Linked DNA regions of Homo sapiens: all the other regions are linked to region 3. Evidence: chromatin loops called from intact Hi-C (ENCODE). Cell type or tissue: endothelial cell of umbilical vein. All regions are shown on one strand. Each heading gives the region's core, and the rest is flanking DNA. Links, peaks and the distances in the headings are about the cores only.

Evidence for each region. A loop is a pair of places that touch in the nucleus more often than their neighbours do. Peaks named below come from ENCODE experiments on the same cell type or tissue, not always from the same donor. Only the 100,000 strongest peaks of a DNase experiment are listed, where the experiment ranks them.
Region 1: it touches region 3 in a loop (8-fold over the local background); 3 of 110 quality-filtered maps call a loop at or near these places.
Region 2: it touches region 3 in a loop (7-fold over the local background); 4 of 110 quality-filtered maps call a loop at or near these places.

What each region holds. Positions count from the first base shown.
Region 1 is chr5:34,679,585-34,685,218 of GRCh38, reverse strand. All of the region lies in intron 1 of RAI14 (retinoic acid induced 14), which reads right to left. Among named protein-coding and RNA genes, the nearest start is that of RAI14, 26 kb to the right of the region's middle. In endothelial cell of umbilical vein, for the core only: no CTCF peak of the experiment used is centred there; DNase peaks (open chromatin) are centred at 718 and 2,118; H3K27ac peaks cover 3,415 bases.
Region 2 is chr5:34,714,924-34,720,557 of GRCh38, reverse strand. The region is part of intron 2 of RAI14 (retinoic acid induced 14); the gene reads right to left. LOC124900960 (a long non-coding RNA gene) reads right to left here. Exons shown (of 3, transcript XR_007058730.1): 2 at 4,337-5,634; 3 at 1-3,769. Among named protein-coding and RNA genes, the nearest start is that of RAI14, 61 kb to the right of the region's middle. In endothelial cell of umbilical vein, for the core only: no CTCF peak of the experiment used is centred there; DNase peaks (open chromatin) are centred at 2,687 and 4,657; H3K27ac peaks cover 4,255 bases.
Region 3 is chr5:34,581,784-34,588,257 of GRCh38, reverse strand. LOC105374721 (a long non-coding RNA gene) reads right to left here and starts at 2,420. Exons shown (of 3, transcript XR_925916.3): 1 at 2,372-2,420. In endothelial cell of umbilical vein, for the core only: no CTCF peak of the experiment used is centred there; DNase peaks (open chromatin) are centred at 1,537, 1,957, 2,607, 4,877 and 1 weaker place; H3K27ac peaks cover 5,000 bases.

The sequences.
Region 1 (5,634 bases), core at 1-5,000, 98 kb before region 3:
TGGCGAATGGGGTCTCACTATATTGCCCAGGCAGGTCACGAATTCCTGGGCTCAAGCTATCCTCTGGCCTCTCCCTCCCTAAAAGCTGGGATTACAGGCATGAGCCACTGTGCCCAGCAAACATGTACAGACTCTACCTTTTTCATTAAATTTGGAAATGTACAAGATGTGAAAACTTCGCATGTAGCTAAAAAAAAATGAAAATACACTTAGGTCAAAAAGGCAAGATAATCTATGTGAAAGTTTCCATCACATAGTAAGTGCTAAATAAATGTCACGTCAAGCCCACTGCAAGTGAGAACAGGTGACCTTTAACAGCACCATCCCAGAGGAGAACTGAGGAATAGCAGGCACACGTTTACCACAGTTAACCACTGTTTTCAGAAGCCTTGCCAGGTCCTCTCACATTCCCCCACATCCTAATTATTCTAAACAAAACTGACTTGAGAGGATGGGTGGGGAGTGCAAGCCACTGAATGCCTTCTTCATGAGCTTGTTGCTACCTCCAAAAGTCACCCAGTGACTCTCTAGCTTCCAATGTGTCTACTTTCATTCTTGCTGCTGCCATTGACTAGGGCCCTTGGATAAATGGTGTGAAAATCCAGTCATCATGAAGCACTTTGATGACATGAATCTGGAGGCCTCATTGTGACTGCAGCCTCTCCATGGCCCCTTTCAATCTTCCCAGCCTCAGCGGGAGTGACAGATGCATGTTGCCTTGGAAACGACACACACCATAATTATACATTGTTAACTGCCAAGCATTTAGTCACAGAAAAGGCTGGGCTGGTACCTGAATAGCAAGTGCACATTCCAGGGCAGTGTTTCTCAAAGTCAGCCCCTAGTTAATCCACATCAGAAGGACCTGGGGACTAAATGCAATCTTTTAGCCCCTGTCCTATTAAAACTGAATCTCAAGGGGTAGAGCCCAGGAACTTCCTTGGTTGAATCTTCTGCACACTGAAGTTAGAGAACCTAGAACTGATGTAGGCGGAACAGGAACACACTTGTCAGAGTTGGGCTGGTTCATAAACCAAAGTTGGGTTGTTTTTTTCACGTCAAAACAGAATCACCTTTTGAGGAATCAAAGTAGAAATAACGATAAACAGATATTCCCCAACTGTCGCTGGCTAACTGTCGCTGGCTGGGCCAGGGTTTCTACGCCAACTGTTGCTAGAAAGTGGAAATCGCCGGCCGGGCACGGTGGCTCACGCCTGTAATCCCAGCACTTTGGGAGGCCGAGGCCGGCGGAACACAAGGTCAGGAAATCGAGATCATCCTGGCTAACACGGTGAAACCCCGTCTCTGCTAAAAATACAAAAAATTAGCCGGGCGTGATGGCGGGCGCCTGTAGTCCCAGCCACTCGGGAGGCTAAGGCAGGAGAATGGCGTGAACCCGGGAGGCGGAGCTTGCAGTGAGCCGATATCGCGCCACTGCACTCCACCCTGGGCGACAGAGTGAGACTCCATCTCAAAAAAAAAAAAAGGTGGGAATCGCCCTTCAAATTTAATTCCTTCCCCCTTCTTGTGGAAGTACTAATAACTAAGGAAACAGGACAAATCAGTCCAGCAGGAAAGGGAGAAAAGAAGGCCATATATTGGATAACCCAAAACTGTGCAGTTCCCCACAGCAGAGCCACTCAAAGCATTCCTTCGTTCACATATTCAGAGAGCACAAAGTCTTAGGCAACAGTGGGTAAGATTTTTGTTTGAGGTCATGGGGGTTTCGTGGGTGTTGTGTTAGTTTTTCTGTGTATTTGTCTTTGGCTTTTCTTTTTTTTTTTTAAGCATGCAGTGAAAAGTATACAAACTCTTATTTGAAGAGGATTAGATAAATAAAGTGATAATTCCAAAAGTTCCCAAGGGAAGGGATTAACCGCCAAACTGAGTGTCTTCCTAGAGTCCGTGGCTTTGGGTGTGTGAGAGCTGGGTGGCCCATGGGCATAATTCCACAATGATAAAGATAAGTGTCAAAGGAAAAGAAGTTCTGGAAATCCACACAATGGTAACTCTAGAAGCATGAACTGTAGCTGGGGTAAAGTTATTAATAGATCACTGCTTTCCTGGTATTCATGAAAGGATCTAACACCTGGAAGCCATGGCTGGCGGAAAGTAATGTGGCCCCTGGAATAACGCCAGGTGCCAGCTGTCTCAGCATCTCTTCTTCCTCAAGATGAATCATGAGTAAACGGACTCGCCTTCCTTGGGCCAACTGGGATCTTACAGTCTCATTTTCAATCCCAAACTTCTAAAGCCCAGGCTGAGCTACAACCTATGTTGAGTAAAGTGACATCTATCAGGTTAGCAAGGCCACACTAAAGGCAGTCCTTGGAAAAGCCATTAAATCAGGATGCTTACTTCAAAAGAAATACAGCAAAGCTGAATTAGCTGCACAACAGCCTAATTCGAGTATGTACCAAAAAGGATCATGCATCTATGGAAAAAGTTCTCTGAACTAAGTTCTCCCATTTCAAACAGAATAAAGCACACCTACCCACTGAGCAGAAATATTAGTCAGTTTATTACCCATTTAATTCAAAATAAGTCCCTGAAATATGGCATCCATCACTGGCCACCAATCATCACTGGCCACCACTCATCACAGAATGGATGTTACGTTGATAAATGAGGATGGAGCAAAGCAGAGATGTACATGCTTGTTTCCATCTCATTTGAAAGACTGGATGTAACATTGTTTATTATCAGTTCATTTTCCCTTTAAAAAAATAATTTAACTCCCAATCCTAGCCTGAATTTTAAAACCTTGATATTAGCCTGTACAGCTTTATCACAAACAAAAAAGTTAAACTTCTTTGAGTATTTAAAAAAAAAAACCCTTACAATGGATATGGGGTTTTCTTTTGGGTGTAATGAAAATGTTCTAAGATTTACTGCTGTAATGGCTGCACAACCTGTGAACATACTAAAAACCATTCATTTGTACACTTTCAGGAGGTGAAGTGAATGGTATATGAATGATATCTCAACAAAGCTGTTTTTTTTTTAAAAGCTTAATAATCTCTATTACATTCTCCACTCTTTAGGATTAAGAAAATTCCAGGTTAGCCAGGTACGGTGGCTCATGCCCATAATCCCAGCACTTTGGGAGGCCGAGGCGGGTGGATCATTTGAGGTCGGAAGTTCAAGACCAGCCTGACCAACATGGTGAAACCCTGTCTCTACCAAAAATACAAAATTAGCCGGGCGTGGTGGCGCATGCCTGTAATCCCAGATACTGCCGAGGCTGAGGCAGGAGAATCGCTTGGGCCCAGGAGGCAGAGGTTGCGGTGAGCCAAGATCGTGCCACTGCACTCCAGCCTGGGCAACAAGAGCGAAACTCCATCTCAAAAAAAAAAAAAAAAGAAAGAAAGAAAATTCCAGGTTAGAAACCTCTAGACTGATGAAAAAAGAAATGCAGCAGGGCGGGCACAGCAACTCACATCTGTAATCCCAACATTTTGGGAGGCTGAGGTGGAAAGACTGCTTGAGACCAAGCATTCAAGACCAGCCTGGGCACCAGAGCGAGACCCAGTCTCTACAAAAAAAAATTTTTTTAATTAGCCGGGGGTGGTGGCACATGCCCGTAGTCCTAGCTACTCAGGAGGTTGAGGTGGAAGGGTCACTTGAGCCTGGGAGTTCAAGGCTACAGTGAGCCATGATCATGCTACTGCACTTCAGCCTGGATGAAAGAGTGAGACTCTATCTCGAAAAAAATAATAATAATATTCCATCACGGAATATAGGAATACATCTACAGAATTCTCAGCCAAACCAGAACACTAACTAACATGTGCCCCTAAATAGACTTCAGGACATTTTCTTCCAAGTTAAAAAGGACATCAGACTTAAAATCCATACCACAGACCAAGTTCTGAACAAGCATAAGAAACTAAAATACACTCCTTCTCTCCTTGTCAGCATCTACCTCTTCTCACTCAAGTGCTTGAGTATTTCTTCAGACAATAATCTCTCTGCAACAAAAATGGAATTTTAACCAAAGCTATATAAACATTCAATTCTCTCAATCCAGCAAAACAAATACATTCTGTCAAAGGTCTCTCCAGACCAACCTTCCTAATGAAGGTACCTTAACAACACAGTACCTCACGCCATCCAAACTCCTCCCAGTGGGTGGAAGCTGCTTCAATCTCTGCCTCTCAGACAAGGGCTATGCTGTGAGTTATGTTGCTGCTTCTGGAAGAACATAAAAATGGGAAGCAGGGCCCAACGGGTACTGTTCCCTCTTGCCCAATTTACTTTACAGCAGATTTGTACTGTTCTAGAAAGACAGAATTTTAAATACATACAAACACTCAGCTTATATGAGTAGGCCCAGAGGACTCCAAACTAACTGAGGATATGAATAAAGAATAATTAAAAAATCATCTTATAAGTAGGTGTTAAATACTGTAGAAATTCAAAGAGTGAGAATCTTGAAGTGCTAGAAAAAGATCAGAGAAGTCTTCCTAAATGGGAGCAGGGTTCTAACTGAACTTAAAGGAAACACGGGATTTGGACAGGTGAAGGAGGAAAGGGCATTTTGTCCATCTCTCTCACAAGATAGGGGACTCCTTTCTTAGACTTTCCAGGTAAGGGTCTGACACCTGTTCAATCTCCCCAAGTGGTCCCGTAAGCTATGGTGTGAATGTGTCCTCCAGAAGTTCATGTGCTGGAAACTTAATTGCCAATGTAATAGTATTAAGGGATGAAGACTTTAAGAATGATTGGGTCATGAGGGTTCTACCCTTCTGAATGGATTCATGCTTTATTACGGGAGTGAATTAGTTCTTGCCAGAGCCCGTTATTATAAAAGTGAGCTAGGCTTGCTCTTGTGGTCTCTTTCGCATCCACATTATGCCACCAGATGTCCCTTGCTAGGGACCAGCACCATGTCCTTGGGCTTCCCAAACTCCAGAACTATGAACCCAATAAGCTTCTTTTCTCTGTAAATTACCCAGTCTCTGGTACTCTGTTATAGCAACAGAAAATGGACTAAGACAGTAGGGGTGGTAGGAATCACTTCATAGTTCTCTGCAAAGAAAGACCCTCCCCCAGTCTGACTCCTTTGGACCCTGGGTGTGAGTGAGAGATTCAAGAACCGTGTTATCAGTTTTAAGCCGATTTGAAAATTTACATCTCAGACTACCTACTTACTTTGGAATAGAGTATTTTCATTTTGCCTGAACTTGAGCCCTGGCCATTGGCATATAATCAATAAATGTTTTACAGGTGAACACGCAGAACAAAGATATAGGATAAAGTGCTTGGATAGACTTTAGACCTCATCTCTGACCTCAGCAAGGCTCTCGTGGATCCCAGGTGTACTGAGGAGGGTGAGCTCTCTGACACGGGTTAGCGTCATTGGGATATTTGTACAAACGCAACATAGTAATTGGGTTTCACCATGTACAAGAGAAAAGCACTAAGGTTTTTAAAAACCCAGCTCATTTGGCCTGTGAAATCTTACCAGGATGCCCCTCCTTTTTCCTTCCCACCTGCCCCCTTCCTTCTCATTACTGCTGTCCTTGTGCAGCATCCCCCCAGTCACGTGCTAAGCCTACCTGAAGATGCTGACCATTTTCAATAATGCAACGTTAGGGTCAGAGGAGAGCAAGGATCATCAGCTAGTACCCT
Region 2 (5,634 bases), core at 1-5,000, 130 kb before region 3:
GCGCCTATAGTCCCAGCTACTCGGGAGGCTGAGGCAGGAGAATGGCATGAACCCGGGAGGTGGAGCTTCCAGTGAGCCGAGATTGCGCCACTGCACTCCAGCCTGGGCGACAGAGCGAGACTCCATCTCAAAAAAAAAAAAAAAAAAAAAAAAAAATCTGAGACAGGGTCATAGAATGACTTTCAGAGTCTGGAAGCGATTGAACATTTTATAGACTAACTTGACTCCATATAAATGATAAACAACCCATCATCCTCCCTTAAATTTTTGGTTTACACATAATCAAACTATATGATACATATACATTTTTAAAATTATGTGTCCATTCTTTTTCTGCGAAACTTCTTTTTGGTTTAACACTTTGTGAGCTAATCGTTTGTTTAGCTTTAAGTATATCTCACTTGCAAATAAGCTCTGAGAAGAAATAAATATTTACTGGGGAAAGTAACTGTCATAATATCATAAGGAAGAATTCTCATTCCTAACTAGAGGCCAATTCTTCTCCTTCTAAGGTAGCTTTCCAAACACTACAACTTTTTCTATAATTATTTAAATTTTTTTTTAAATCTTAGGAAGACAATGTAATTGGTGAACTTTTAGTAATGGAGACAAAGTGGGGTACAGGTAATATGGCTCTTGTCCAGAAATAAAATCAGGTTAGGGCTGATTTTAAGACTTTATTTTAAAGAGTTACCACAAAAAATATCTTTGAATTGGAAAGAAAGTCAGCCCTTGGCTTCGCTGGTGCGTCTTACACCTTGATATTACCACCTAGCATATAGCGCAGAGTTCAGTTACTGACATGCCATTGACCAGACATCTAAAAGCCAGCTTTTAGATGAAAACCCAGGCTCCAGTTCAAAGCTAGAAGGTGACACGTGCCCTGGGACAGAGTTCAGATACTATATTTCAGGTCTTTGTGTTAAGGTCTTAGCTTTTAGTCCAGCGTGCAACCACGGTAACTCAGGGAAGAGCAGTGCAAGGACATTCAAGGAGTCCCTTTCTATAAATTTACAAACTGCTCACATACCGTGGCAGAGATTTTCCACAAAGGGTGCGGTAAGATTTCTGTTCCCATATACTCTCCAGAACCACCTTGCATCAAGAGGCATAATCTATTTCTCCTCCCTTTGAATATGAGCGGGATGTTGTGACAATCTCAATGGATGGAAGGTGGCAGAAGCGATGCTGTATGATTTCCAAGGCTAGACCATGACAGGGGATGGATGAGGTTTCCGTTTAGCTCTCTCAGGATGTTTCCTTTTGGAACCCAGCCACCATGCTGTGAGAAAGCCAGGGCCAATGGGGCACCAGCGTTCTGGCCAAAAGCCTCAGTTAAGGTCTTAGGTGACAGCCAGCATTATCCGTCAGATGCTGAGGGAATGAGCCACCAGGTAATTAGCCCCCATCCTTTCAGTCTGCCCAGCTGAAGTTCCACAACACGGATCAGAGACGAGCTGTCCCTGTTGTACCCTGTCCAGAGAATTGGTGAGTGTAATAAAGATTTGTTTTACGCCACTAAAAGTAGTAGTCATTTGTCAAATAGCTCTACTAACTAGAACATACAGTACCGGCTAAATGAATGCTCAGAGGCAGAAAGAATTAACTTATTGATTTTCATCTTGTGCATTACTGGTCTTGAATCTGTCCTGGAGGTGGGGAGAGTAGGCAAGAAGTGGGGAAAAAATTTTAAGTGCCACCTTTCCTGCGCAGGCACTATTCATGGTACAACAAAACTTCAATTCCTCCAAAACCCCTAGGAGGTTAAGTCTTCATAGGAACTGATCTCCATTTTAAAGACGAGGAAGCTGGGGCACAGCAAGGTTTAGTAACTTACCCAAGATCATACAGGATGTGGTAGAGTTGAAATTTGATCCCCTCTCTGCCTGACCCAAAATTCACAATCTTTTGATTCTCCCAGTAGATCCCAACCTGGGGGCTTTGGCCCTGAACTGAGAACGGGGGAGGGCAGAGGAGGGTCCTCAGTTTGGTGGGGACGAGAAAAGATCCTGAATCCCTGAGCACCATTGTGTGTAATATGCTACATACACACAGTTTTCAAATATAGTAAGTTCCATGATAATTGTAATTCAAATCCACTTAATACATTTTGATCTCACCATTATGTGTCTTCTCAACCAACAGATAACAGAACAGCTAAAAGTTCTTAAAGATCTGTGAACTCTGTGTATGTTAGAACAGGTTTCTCATGTTTAAAAATGTTGAGAACCACTAACCACGTACCTTATGGTGTGTAAATTAACATTCATGCCTGATCAGTTGGACAACTGTGTTACCACAAGAAAACACAAGAGTTGTAAATCACCAAATTCATCTGCATTTATTTACTGAAGGTGGTTACCACGTGTTCTCTCTTAAATAATGGGCAGCCACAATTCACTAATTTGCTAGCTGTTGTTCCCATCGGGCACTGGCCAGCATTCCGTCCTGAGGAAATGATGATATACTGTGCCTTCCCATTTTCCACACCCTGCAGCCAGTGACAGTGATTGTGGTCAAAAGAGAATGAGCTTTTCTCCATCCTCTCCTTGCCTTGCCTCTGTCCTTTAGGATGTCCTACTGAGTAAACATTCTGCTTCCCTCTGAAAAAGAAGCTTAAGAGCAGGGTTGGAAGGATGTGGTGGTGACAGGCTTGGGAACAACTTCATTACCCATGAGGAATGTAGAGCAAGTTCACTGCCCTCCCTGAGAAACAGGAGCCGGATCTGTGCTCATGAGGAAAGAATGCCAGTACTTAAAGCCTTCTTCTGACAAAAGACCAACAACTTCAGCAGAGTTCTTTGCCCTCACATTCACAGGGGATGTGGAGCAAAAGACACAGAGCCACCCCTCAGCCAGCAAAAGACGGGCATGGGTGGGGTGACTGGGATTTGCACTCTCTTCCCACATCTGTCTTCTTCAGTTGCAGTAATCAGAATTCACATCCTTAAGGAGGCCTTGCTCAGGGACTACACGTCTTACCTTGTAACCATCCCTACCCCTGCTCTCTTGCTGTCCTTAAGCTCTTGAATCACTGCATTCCACAAGGATTCCCCCCCGCCCAAAATGGGCAAGTTAAAGGAGGGGAATTACAACATCCTAATGAAGTCGGTTAGGGTCAAACAACTAAGATATTCCGCCTCATAAAACTGCATTGTATTAAAATTGCATCCATATTTTTAAGCCTATATTTCTATATACCAAAACCCATGATTTCTACTTGTAAGCTGTTCAGCTCTGGTTAAATGAGGAAAGAAGAAATTAAGAAGTGTGCTTTTCAAAATCTTGATTCTTATTATCATTAACTTTAGCATGCCAACAATTCAAAGACTTTTTTGCGGTAACTCTTTAAAATAAATAGTCTTAAAATGAACCACAATTAGTCACAGTATAAGTCATAAATGAAAGAAATGCATGTGTTTTATCCTACTAAATGCACAACTAAAATCCATTACACACAAACACACACACATGCGCACATACACATACATAATGCTGAATATATAAACATACAAGTTAAGATTTATATACTGGCCACCAGCAGTGAGAGAACATTTCTCCTGACCATAATAAAGAAGCAGCATTTCACCTATTACAAAAAATACATTGTGAGGGGGATGAGGCTGCAGCCTGCAGGATCCTCCATCAATCTCCACTAAAATCTTGAAAATCTACCAACCACAGTGGAAGGCAGAAGAGGAAGAAAACTCTTCTCCATGGATTTCTGGCCTAACCAGGGTCTCTCCCTTTCCTCTCAAAGAAGAAAGACCTAGAAAGCAGGAGAAAAGAGTGAAAAGATAAGAAACGTGCGAGAGAAGACATTTTGAGAAATTAACCCAAAACTTGACCGGGCGCAGTGGCTCACACCTGTAATCCCAACACTTTGGGAGGCTGAGGTGGGTGAATCGCTTGAGGTCATAAGTTCAAGACCAACCTGACCAACATGGCGAAACCCTGTCTCTACTAAAAATACAAAAATTAACCAGGCATGGTGGCACGCACCTGTAGGCTCAGCTACTTGGGAGGCCGTGGCAGGAGAATCACTTGAACCCAGGAGGTGGAGGTTTCAGTGAGCCGAGATTGCACCACTGCACTCCAGCCTGGGCAACAAAAGCGAGACTCTGTCTCAATTAAAAAAAAAAAAAATTAACCCAAAACTTGTAATTAGCTACCCACATGACAAAAGCTACTGACCACTCCTGACTTTCCTCAGCATCTTTTCTGGATGGAGGCAGATCAGCTGACCCAGGAGGTACAGGGGAATAGCCCAAAGGGAACTGTCACAGCCAGGGAGCCTCAGCCTCACCTAGATTATCATGTACAAATTTCCACTCACCTCAAAAGATGTAGGCATGTAAATCCACCTATACTTGTCCTTTGAAATCTGTGCATTTTTTATAATACCGAATATTTGCCTATTTGCCTTGTCTTTTGCCACAAATAACTGCAGATGTATGTTATCAGGCATTTCCAATGTTAGAGTTCTTTACAGATTTCAAATTCCTAGAGGACAGGAAATATGGTTGTTTTTCTTGCACTGTACTGTAACTACCCACATATTGCATACAAATACATAAATTCCTGCCAGGAAATGCTTTTTCTTTTTTTAAAAAAGCCTCATTTCCTTTAAAGTGTCCAGTATTGTAAGAATTTTGGGAAGACTGATGATTACATCTTTATAACTGAGGTTAACTGTGATTCACTCATTCACTCATTCATTCGACAGTTTTACTGACCACCTCTTATGTGCCAGGCTGGAGAATGAGCAGTGAAATCCCCAGAGCCTAAGTCCTGATAGGGTACTGCTCTAGGGAGAAGACAGTTCACAAACAAATACATCATGAACAAACAGGTAACACATGAAGGGTGAGAAGTATTTAAAAAGTTAAAATGAAAGAATAGGAAGCCAGAAGAATGTGTGATTTTACTCGAGGGGTGGGAGGTGTCAGGAAAAGACTTTTTAGGTAGCAACTGTGCAGAGACCAGGCAAAGAGCCTTTTGGGGCAGGGAACACCAAGTCAAAGCGAGACAGGAATAATACAGAGTGGTTCAGGAGAACAGAAAATTCCAGGCAGGAGTTTCACATGACTAGTAAAAAGAAACTGTTGAAATTACCTGCAGAAGCTAGGGACTGATAAGACCCTGAAATACTGGGGCGTGGACCAAGCTGGCTAAGACCAACTGGACCCAAAATGATGCTGGATCTGACCTAGGTTCCTCTTAGAACCTCATTATGCACTCATTAGCATACTTAATCAACTCCCCCACGAGTGCCATGATAGTTTCAGGAACACCCACATTTGGTATAAAAACGGTGACACCACAGTTCCAAGAAATCTCCACCACCTTCCAGGAATTTTCATGAATATTCCCCACCTTGGTGAATGAAGCCCATAAAGGTAGCAGCCCCAAACCCCCTCACACGCACAACTCTCCTGAGTATGCCCACGCTCCCCTTGCCCCTTGAGGGTGTACTTTTCCCTTTGCAATAAATCTCCATACTTCTACAATTTTCTGACTCATGAATTCCTTCTTGGGATGGTGTCAAGCACCTGGACACCAGGTGAGGTTGAGATCCCACCAGCATTTGGACCTCCTCTAGCCCACCATATCAAAAGGCCCTGAAGCTGAGGT
Region 3 (6,474 bases), core at 578-5,577:
AAGCCAATGGACAGGGCAATTGATGGGTAAAGAGAAGGAAGAAGAGAAACAAGCCCAGTAAGTGGAAGAGAATATTGACCTCACTAGAGAAGGGAGCACTAGGGAGTAGCAGATAATGAAGAGGGTTGAGGAAGAATAAGAAAGTCTTTGAAAGCCATAGAGAGGAATTCAGACTCAATGTGGGAGAAAAAGGAACTCATAACAGTTGTGAGGGGGCAGTGCCAGATGAAAGAGTGTCAGAAAGGTTTAGATTTCAGGAGGAAGGGAAGGGACTGAGAGGAGGAGAGGCTATGAAAACATGCTAATGCAAAGCAACAACAACTGAGATAAGAAAGAGAAAATTGCAGCCACCCTTCAAAAGAAGAACTGGCCAGATATGGTAAACAAATTAGTCAGAGCAGATGAGACAAGGATGACTCCACAGTTTTCACCATGCTTGATAAAGGGGACAAGGAGAACAGACAGGGAGAAGAGTCATCTATAAATTGAGCTCATTTAAACGTGAAAGAAGACTTCCCCGAAAAGAAATGAAAAGGATCCCTCTGATAGAGAAGCAAAGTGTTTTGTTTTTGCTTTTGTTTTCTGGAGAGGAAGAATACCTAGCTTTACAAAAAGCTCCTAGATCACCAGTTCTGATAGATCAGAGAAGTCTTTGAATAAACGTCTCTCAGCTTAGAGGCCCCCTCTGTGTGTCTTGAGCTGTGTGTGACTTCAGGGTTAGTGGGCTTAGGAGTCTCACAGAGGGTTGAGGGGACTCCTCCTACTTAGTGTGTCAAAGTGTTCTTGCTAGCCCGAAAAAGAAATCTAAACAAGTCCGATTTGTCATCTTGTTAAATCTCGAGGAATTCAAAAACACATCCTTACTAATCAACTGGTCAAACACTATTTACTCATTGAGCAAAAGTCCTCATCTCGTCGGACCCTGTAAAGGTTTTATACTCAAGGCTTCCCTTGACATAGATTCATTAAACTATATACTTTCATTATCGTTAAGATGTCTAATTGTGTCCAAACTGTTGCCACCAGTAACTTGTGAATTCCATAATCTTTCCATTAAGATCTTGTATTTCCCTGATATTAGCTCCCTTTTTTGGTAAATTTAGGTGTCTCCCTGCAAAATTAATTAAAAAACTAAAATAAAACATACTTTATCTCTCTGATCAGAGGGTCCATTTTCATTTCCTTTGGGGGAAGTAATAATTTAAGTTGTTAAATGCACTTAATTTATAGGTGAATCTTCTCCTTATCTGTCTTTCTTTTTCTTATTTATCGATCACCAGCTGAGAACTGGATTTATTTGTTCTTACTAGTCTTTTAAATATTTCTTTTTATTTCCTATAAATTAAGGGAAACTCATTTTGCCTTGAAAACAACAACTTACTTCAGTGTAAAGTATGCCTCATGTTGTATGATGTTTCCTTTCTTTTTTTTTTTTTTGAGACGGGGTCTGGCTCTGTCACTTGATCTGGAGGCCAATGGCGCGATCTCGGCTCACCCAGCCTGGAATTCCCAGGCTCAAGCTATCCTCCCACTTCAGCCTCCTGAGTGGCTGGGACCACAGGTATGAGCCACTATGGCCGGTTCAAGAGATCCTTCCGCCTCAGCCATCCAAAGTCCTGAGATTGCAGGCGTGAGCCGCCGTACCTGGCCATATGATGTTTCTTTCAAACAATTTGCATGTGCATGTGTATGCAGGTGTGTGTGTTGGCGGTACGGGTTGGGGAGAGGGACTAGGGCAGAGGAAGAAGAGGGGGGTGTAAAGTTTTCTCAGAACTTAGTGGTGGGCGTGTGGCGTAGGTGGTTGAAGAGATAACAAGAGCTCACTTTAAAATGATTGCTCCCCTTTAGCCTCTATCAAATTTTTGAAGAGGCTTTATAAGACCAGACATGAAATGGCATTTCCTGATTAGCTCTCAGGAATACTACGTGTCTACAGACATGAATCACATCCCCTGTTTGTTCATTCCATTTCACAACAGGAACATGAGACATAACTCACCCAGACCTTAACCAACTTTGGTGAGGAGAGGGGTATTCAGCCTTCCTCCTGTGGGATATCCAGCCTGAACTCTGCTCATCTGGTCTGAGACAGAGCCCAGCAGTAAGATTAGAGATTAGGTGCCTGTTTGGTTTGGTCGTGCAGGTAGCCCAGTCAAGAAACTCAGCTTGGCGAGTTTCCATGGTGAAAGGGGAAATAAGAGAGTGGGCCATGGGGTATTTCTCATGTACTAAGATTTTTGAAAGCCACCTGGATCATTTTGACTCAAGGAACATGGCCAGTGCTGTACAGCCTTGTGTTTCCGTCACAATCAGCCACCCATACTTCCCCTCACTCCTTTTCCAGCCAGGTGCTGCCATTCGCCTTTCTTACCTTGCGTGATGGATGGTGGAACAGCTTCCCGAGTCAGCAGGAGGTGAATAAGAGCTCCTGGTGGGGCTGGAAACTTCTGTTTCATGTTTACCTTTGGTTCCTTTGTTTGTACAGCCTTGTACTGTTTTCCATCTAGATTTCTGACCCATTGCCTCCTAGCAACAAGTAGCTTTTGTCTATGCCTTTACCCCTGACTCACTGGTCTAGATTGTTGACCCACTATTTTGCCAGGATCTCTAGGTCATTGTACTTCTTACTACTACCTGTCCCTCTCTTGTTTCCTCCCCTTTCCTTTTTCCTTCCTTCTATTTGTATACATTTACTGAGGATTTAGTGTGAGTAAGCTATGAACAAGTTCTGGGGACCCCACAGCTTTAGCAGAGAAGATGGATGGAGATAAGTAATTATAATAAAGTGGAATAGGTATTATGCCAGAGTTAGTAGAGGGAACAGTGAAAGACTTTATATAGGGCTGGGGAATCTGTATGAGACAGAGAGGGAGACATGAGACTGGAAGGGAAACCAGAAGCCAGAATTTTTTTTTTTTTTTTAAGACAGAGTCTCATTCTGTTGCCCAGTGCCCAGGCTGGAGTGCAGTGGTGTGATCTCAGCTCACTGCAACCTCTGCCTCCCACGTTCAAGAGATTTTCCTGTCTCAGCCTCCTAAGTAGCTGGGACTACAGGTGTGCACCACCATGCTCGGCTAATTTTTGTATTTTCAGTAGAGACGGGATTTCACCATGTTGGCCAGGCTGGTCTTGAACTCCTGGCCTCAGGTGATCCACCTGCCTCGGTCTCCCAAAGTGCTGGGATTACAGGCATGAGCCACCACACCCCACCAGGAGCCATATTTTATAAATCATATTACAGAGGATGGACTTTATCCCAAGGACCACCAGAAGCTCTGAAAAGACTACTAATGGTTAATATCTATTGAGCAGTTATCATGGGTTTTTCCTACATTAATATTCTCACATTATCCTTTGGTGATAGGTATTATTTGTTAGATTTGTTTTACAGATGAGGAAACTGCGACTTAGAGAATATATCAGTCAGGGTCCAACCAAGGCAACCAAACTTCTTCTAAGTATTTTAACCAAAGGAAATTTAATCCAGGGAATTGGTTATGCAGGTGAAGGAAGAGGAGAGAACCCAGACAGCAATGGTGAGGCAGCTGAGATCAGCAACAGCAGAGAGCAAAAGGGAACGGGCTGTGTTATTGAAGCCCAGGGGCCAGTCACTGTTCAAAGCTGGAACCACAGGAGACATCACTGAAAACAGACATGCCTGCAAGTCCCCACCTTCCACCATCCAGGGTCCTTATTGACTGAATCCATCTGGAAGCCAGAGGGCCTAAGGAATGTAATAGATAAAACAGCAGGGGAAGGATACTGTATTGGTGTGGGTCCCAATGGAAATCAGACAGCACACTCAAAGTAGAATAATTTGAGCAGGGTTGATTTACTAAGAGCTAAATTACAAAGATGGGGGAGAATAGGGGAACCACAGGGGACTTCAGAGTGGTTACCATCTGCTGTGGTTTTGATAATTGTCTCCTCCAACATTCAAGTTGAAATTTAATCCCCAATGTGTCATTATTGACAGATGAGACCTTTAAGGGTCCTAAGGGCTCTCCCCTCCTGAATGGATAAATCCATTCAGAGATTAATGGGTTGTCATGGAGTGAGCTTTATAAGGAGAGGAAGAGAGACCTGAGTTCACCCACTCAGCCCCCCAACTATATGATGCCCTGCACCACCTTGGGACTTTGCGGAGAGTCCCCACCAGAAAGAAGGTTCTCACCAGATGGCCCTCTCAACCTTGGACTTCCCTAAGCTATGAGAAATAAACTGTTTCTTATAAATTACCCAGTTCCAGGTATTCTGTTATAAATTACAGAAGATGAACTAAGATGCTATCTCTAGGGCCAAAGAGATAAGGAGAAGAAGAGGTTGTTGAAACCTGAAGGGAAAAGGAGTATTGTAGAGCACGCCACTTGAAAAGGAGTGCTGCTTTCTTGTTGAGGGACACAGCCACAACCTCACAAGGAGGTACCTTATAGAATATATACTTTGACCTCCTTCTCTTTCCTTCCTCTCATCAGCTGGGGCTCTGTATTGGCCAAGCCCGAAGGGAAGTTTGAGGGCATAAGAGCCCTGTCAATGTAGTATCATTTACAATTTCCATTTTAGAGATAAGAAACCAAGGCTTGGAGAGTTTAGGCGACTTTTTCAAGGTCACACACCTAATCTGTAGAACTGGAAATTGAACATATGTGTGACTCCGAACCCATATTTGTTAATCACTATACTAGACTCTTTGTCCACAGGATCTTTCTTGCATTCATGTCTCAGACCTGATATTTCCACTTTTTGCCCATCTACCTTATTACAGAGTCAAATTTGCACAGACCCTCAGAACTCACAGAACCTTCTGCATCTTGTGACTGTTTCCTGTTGTCTGGATTCTGCCTCTCAACACTACTTTGGTTCTTCCTGTTTTAGTAAATGAACATCTATTCACTGCTTAACACCACTTGTATTACTAACATTTCCTGTGAAAACACAACAGTTCTTACAGAAACAAGGGTGTGGCCCACACAAATCATAGGATTCCCAGGTTTTCAGCCTAATATAACATAAAAGTGTTTTCTACCAGATGCTGGGTGTATACTAGCTAAAACCAACAGGTAGAAGGGTCAAGTTCAAGAAGGAATTCCAAAGATAAAAAACTATATATTTGAAGATGTTTGTTGTTGCCTTATTTATATTGGTGAGCCATTAGAGGCAGCTCAAGTATCCAACAACAGGAGGACTGCTAGATTAGTGATTCTCATCAAATACTGGGTGGAAAGCTTCCCCTTGCCCATTTCTGCTTAGAGCATTTTTTTTCAAGGCAGAGCCTGTCTCTGTCTTGCCCAGGCTGGAGTGCAGTGGCATGATCATGGCTCACTGCAGCCTCGACCTCTGGGGCTTAAGTGGTCTTCCCACCTCAGTCTCCCGAGCAACTGGGACTACAGGGGCATGCAATAATATTTTAATAGTTTAAAAAGTCAAATTAAAAACACTTATACACAAAATAATCACATTATTTTCCCAGGAAATCAAAAAATAAGAGTTATCTAGTTTTCCCCCAAGTTGTTTTATAAAACCAAACTGTCTGTTCAGCTGATGGGGCCAGGACTGTCCCCAAATTCTTTTGCAAGAAGGGAATTTCGGCTCTCAGTCTGTCTCTAAGGGGATGGCTATGGGGACTGTATTTCTCTCCCAAGCCTCTTGAGGGAGGTGTGCAAATTGCACAGCAGAGTCTTGGGGCCAAGGGCTGAGCTAAGTCTTTGAACACCAGCTACTGGGCGGGAAGCAGTTAGCACCTGACTTTGTTTAAGCTGTCCCCACCAGCTGTTCTATCCATGGCTGGGAAGAGAGCTGGACCACTTCCACAAATGGAGTAAGCAAAGTTAACACAGAACTAGCCGTGAGTGAAATTTCCAGGGAGTGTAGGCTTTGTACAAACAGAGTAAAGACAAGAAGAGCAGGTAGCATCGTAGGCAACTAGAACAATGGCTGGCTGCCCAATGGTAGTGATCTTCCTTGTGAGGGTGGCAGATGAGGGGAGCATGATGCTGAGATAGCAAACACTTTTTCCCAAACTAGTGGGAACATGTGACCCACAGGAGTGCCAGCCTCTGTTCTGGGTCAGCCTTAGGTGAAGAGGTTGCCTATGATATGTGCTCCTAAAAATGACCTACTTTTTCTTTTAATTCATTGATTTCATTTATTTATTCAACAGATTGAGTGCTTACTATGAATTTCCTATTCTAGGGTCTAAGGATACAGGAATGAACAAAACAGGTGATAATTCCCTACTTATGGTATTTATATTCTAAAAGGGAGGCATAAAACCACTACAATAAGTAAAATGTATAGTATATTGAATGAAGGTATGTGCTGTGGAGAACAGTCAAGCAGAAATGAGGGAGGGAGCATGTAAGGGGGATGTAAAGGTCTTCAGGGAAGCCTCACTAAAAAAGGATGACATTTAAGCAATACCTATTTTATGTTTAGAAATTTTTTTAGAAAAGGTGTAAATTCAGGAAAATACAA